Regions from separate parts of the Homo sapiens genome. Here region 2 is linked to region 1. Evidence: read pairs that join two places in POLR2A ChIA-PET (ENCODE). Cell type or tissue: PC-9. All regions are shown on one strand.

Evidence for each region. ChIA-PET counts read pairs that join two places held together with the same protein. Peaks named below come from ENCODE experiments on the same cell type or tissue, not always from the same donor. Only the 100,000 strongest peaks of a DNase experiment are listed, where the experiment ranks them.
Region 2: POLR2A ChIA-PET joins it to region 1 with 10 read pairs; 2 of 35 experiments call an interaction of 5 or more read pairs at or near these places.

The regions. Positions count from the first base shown.
Region 1 is chr2:160,402,009-160,404,508 of GRCh38, forward strand. All of the region lies in intron 1 of RBMS1 (RNA binding motif single stranded interacting protein 1), which reads right to left. Among named protein-coding and RNA genes, the nearest start is that of MIR4785, 4.6 kb to the right of the region's middle. In PC-9, no CTCF peak of the experiment used is centred here; DNase peaks (open chromatin) are centred at 1,193 and 1,503; H3K4me3 peaks cover 1,476 bases; H3K27ac peaks cover 2,500 bases.
Region 2 is chr2:160,056,057-160,058,556 of GRCh38, forward strand. All of the region lies in intron 1 of PLA2R1 (phospholipase A2 receptor 1), which reads right to left. LOC105373717 (a long non-coding RNA gene) reads left to right here. Exons shown (of 3, transcript XR_007087274.1): 2 at 70-174. Among named protein-coding and RNA genes, the nearest start is that of PLA2R1, 5.3 kb to the right of the region's middle. In PC-9, no CTCF peak of the experiment used is centred here; no DNase peak of the experiment used is centred here.

The DNA of each region.
Region 1 (2,500 bases):
TAGAGGCTGTAAACACGGTCCATTCTTAGGCGACTGTGTCAAGGTCTCCCTAGACCACACAGAAGTCTCCTAGGACCACCCGCTGTTGCTTGCTCTGTGGGGACATTAATAATAGCACCTTAGAAGGATTAACAACTACCCTGTGAAGTGGGCACTATTATCTTTACTTAGCAGAAACTCAGACTTAGGGAGGTTAAGTGAAAAAGCATGCAAATGGTAGAGCCACAACTTAAGCCATAGTCTTTCAATTAGGTAGAGTGCAGGCGGAAGCATGGACCAAATGGTTCAAGGAGGTAAAATGTGAAACGTGCGTTATCAGGGCCTAAGGAATATGCTAAGGGGCAAACTTTTCAGTGGAAAAAGTAATAGTATGTCTTATTATCATGATTTTTTTTATAATGAGTTTTAAAAAGCGAATTGGATTTCCCTGAGAGAGGGCTGCTAGATTTAGCAAATTCAAAAATGCAGTGTGATGAAAATCTGGGACATACTTATACTAAAAAATTATTCACTGTTTATCTGAAATTCAAATTTAACTCAGTGTCTAGTATGTCATCTGTGAAAGCCTTTATAAAACAAACAAAAAAACACTAATACATTCAAGAGCTACAATTCCCACATCTGAAATCTGGACACTGTGGGCCACATGTCTTTGGGAGGCCAAGTAAAGGGAAGTGTAGTGAGGCCACAGCTGTTCTTGACGGGCTTTCTTTTTCCTAGTAGCAGACACAGCCCTTGACTCCAGGGACCTAGCTTTCACCATGTAGGCCACTTAAGATGTCACTGCCTCAAAACTCCAGACCTTCTCTATATGGATGCTATGAAGATTAAATATGACTGAGGTTTATACATCCTTAAAATATTTATTTATTGGGTGAGTACTTTATAAATATATTCTCAGAAACCTGGATCAGATAGACTCTTACCCTCCTAAGAAAGGTCTCAAAAATAAAAGTACTAATATATGGTGAGCCCAGTTGACAGTAATCTCTAAAAATAAGGAAAAGTAAAAAACTAGAAGTATGTTCAAAACCTGAAGTGAACTATGGAACATGTAATGAGATGCCAAAACGGTCCCTAGTAGAAAAAGTGGACAATCACGATGAATTGTACAGTTTTCAAATGGCTATGTATGGGTAGATTTTAAAATATCATCATCATGACTCATAGATCCTACCTGACCACAAATACACAGAGATAACATAACATAAAAATGGGCCAATACCTTACTTATACATACCAATTTACCTTTCTGCTACTCTCCACTAAACCTCCAATCTCTGTAGCTTGAAGACGTTTACTTTCTTTAAAACAACAACAAATTGGGACTGTTTCAGGCAGTGTTCATTTAAATATCTTCTATGCACAAGTTTAATCTTCAAACTTTAACAAAACCCAATCTACTAAACACAAATTGCTGTGAACAGAAACTGCCTGAAGAGGATTAATCAACAGCTTTGTATGTCATCCTCTAAACAAGGCCAAACACTGAATCACTGTTGAATTCCTCACGTGCAGCTACACCCAGTTAATCTTGAAGAAGGCAGTAAACTATGTAAATCTACTTAAACTGGGAAGATAAGTACTTCCCTCATCAAAAGTTAGCAACATTTAACAAGTACAACTATTGGAGGGCAAGACCATTAAACACACACAGATATAAACACACACATACACACATGCAGAAAAATTTTGCATTCACTCCCCTACCTCCAAAACCCTACTGGAAACCACTAGGACAACATACTGCTTAGCAAAAAAGGCCTTCCTACATGCCACGATGTGCAGAAACCAAAGTATGGTTGGTTTGTAACTTAGCTACCTCAAGAAAGCAGTTCCAAAATGGAAGGAAACAGGAAGAGGAGTAGCTAATAAAAGAATTCAAGAAACAACACAAAGGAAAAATGAAAATACCAATTTTCTATATCTAAAAGCCTTTGAGTATAAATCACTTTTTTTGTTTCAAAACACACTAAAATATTTTCATAGCTACAAAAGTCCTGATAAATGGTTTCATTTTGGTTTTTGGGGTGCTCTTTTCATACGATCAGATTGGATTTGCTTAATGAACACCATATACTTCAAAGTCACAGTCAACAGTAATAGAACGTACACATTTGTCCACTGAGACTTGAACCAATCATCTTTATTTAGATACTGCCTACTCGGTTATCACTCCATTCAAAAGCTTCTCACTTTGACTTGAGCTGAGCAGGTGTATTTCTAATGTGCTCACAGGCCTGTGAGGCAGGAAAATCCTGTTGATCCCAGATGATGCCAGAGATCAGTACTCCCTGATGCCCTAGCTACACTACGTGGGGGCAGGTGAGAGATGAGTACCAACCACCGCTGCTTTAACTGAAACTAGCTCACTCCTACACAGTCGACCCTCCGTATAAAGAGGTTCTGCATCCGCCTACTGTGGATTAAAAATATTTCAGGGAAAAGCAATAAAAATAGCAATAAAACAATTTGAAAATAATACAGTATAACAATTATT
Region 2 (2,500 bases), 350 kb before region 1:
CACCCCAAAGCCACTTTAGCTTCCATACAGATGACCCAACACTCTGACTCGATGCTTTCCCCACTGCAGGTTGTGGCCCATTTATGGTCTTGAAATCAACTGAATGTGTTATGACCAGCGAGACAAAACGAAACAGAATGGAACAGGGGGAAATGTAGCAGCATGTCATATTAGGTAAGGGTATTTTTTAAAAAATGAAACATTGTTTCAGTTATACATATGTAGACCTATATGCTGTGGGTTGTGATGTAAAATGTATTTCTTATTGTGGTTTGCTGACAAAAGAGTCCCAAACTCTACTCGACTTTAGCTTTGCTCTGGACATTGGGCTCCCTGACCTCCTCTGCTGTGAGGACCTTCTTTTGCCTCTTCTTCACTTTGGTGACCACTCCCACAAACACAGCTTGGATCTGGTCACTACCAAGAATAGGTCCATCTCCAAAACTTGGATTTTGCACTCTATAACCACTACCTCTCCTATTCTGCAATCTTCCCTCATCTAACTTTCACTAACTGTTTTCTTTTGTTGTTGTTTTTAAATATATATTTTCCTCTTTTTAAACCCTGTTTCTTGAACCCAAACTTTCTGCTCCTCAATCTTCCTATTGGGACTGACTTAGCTCAGCTTTAACTATCCAGACGGTTTCTTTGCTGCCTTCCAGAATTACCCTCTTCAAGGTGATAGGAGACCCTCTTCAAGTCCCAGACTGAACATGGCACTTCTAAACTTAAACATGCAATCTGGTTCCCCTTTGTGCAAACCCACAGGGCCCTTCTCAGCAGTACCCAATTCACTCAGCCAGACTTTTTCCAGAAGCAGGGTGCCTCCAACCAAACTCTTCCTCATCTCTCTCATGCTTCCAACTATAGACATGTCACTGCTTCTTGTTTTGCCTGGGACCCTACTCTGGTGGTCTATACCATCCACAGCCCTGGATGAAGCAGCATCCATCCCTGTGTCCACCTCCTGCCTCTACCATGGCCAATTAGCCAGGGGAAGGCCTTCGACTTGAGGGCAGAGCACAGGAACTAGCTAGCATGCTGTGAAGAATGTAACCAGACCCCTCTCCTAGGAAATTAAGGGACTCTTCCCAGGAAGCTAAGGGAGCTACAGAGGAAAGTCCTACTAGTCAAAGCCAAAGAAACAGTCAACAGAAAGAACAACCAAGCAGGAACCACCATAGAGCCCCAGAGACAGAGAGAAACAGATAAAGTAATGCTTCATGTCAGTGGCCAGTGCCTGTTTCCCAGGAGGCCTGGCTGCCCTGAAGAACCTGTCCTGGGTCCCCCTTGAGATCCTGGGACCATTACAACCAACTCCACGTTTGCCTGAGTGACCTTCAGTGGGCCTCTTTCCTTGAATCCAAAAGAGCTCAGAAGGGAACTTTCAGCTCACTGAACTTTTACTGTTGCCTGACACGTGATCCTGGGCCTTTGCACATGAAATACATGTTCCCAGGAATGCTCAGTCTCCTTTTTCCTATATGGTAACTGCCTACTTATCCTTTAGGAAAACAAATGTCTTTTTATGAGCCTCCAGCTCCCCAGGCCAGTGCCTCCTCTGCATGCCTTCAGCACTTTGCTCATCCCTGGTTATCATAAGACCTCTCTCACTGTTTTGTAATTGTTTATGTTTCTGTATCTGTCCCTGGACTCTCAGCCTCTTGGGGCCAGTGTCATATCCTACTCATGTTTTTACCTCCCCAATCTGGAGGTGGGTAGCAGATTCTGTTGGTTTCCTTCTCACACCCTCTAACCTGGAGCTCACTCACCTGCAGACAGTCCTCGTGCACTCCCACTGACTTTCTGTGGCTCTCTGCCTGGGAGAGACCAGGAGCACCAGGGGGTGAATGCCCCAGGAGTGACCTTAGTCAATAAGAGGCGGGAGTTGGTGGATAAATACTTCAGCTTCCTGCCCGTTGGTGGGTCCACTGAGTTCTATACAGTTCCTCAAAGGGTCCTTTGTGAAACTGAGCCCCAGTGGTCTGTGGTGGCTTTCTTCCCTCTCTGGTCTCATGTCCTCACTCCCTTACCATGCTTTCTAGAATCACCTCCAAAAAAAAAAACTACTTGCACCCTAAGGAAAACATGTCTCAGGAATTGCTTTTGGATGAACCCAACTAAAACAGGTAGATAAAGCACATATTGCCTGACAGATAATGAACAACTGAGGCCATCAGCCCCTACCCCTCTTTCCGTCGGCGCAGCATGTCGAGAGACACCCCGTACACCCAACCCTGTTTCACTTTCTTCTCCCCAGATAGGACCTGATGGCAAGCACACTGACCACACACTCATCTGCACCCTCACCTCCTTTGATCACTGGTCATTTAGAAGAGCCTCCCCTGAGTGTCCCCAGGCACTGACACAGACTTAGGTTCTTTCCACTCCTGCTCTGGGAAGCTGAGCACTACAGAAGGAAACTCTCCTACGATATATTAGTGGGGGACCATTTCACATTTATCATTTTTCAACCCTCAACAAAGCTTCAAAACCCTTT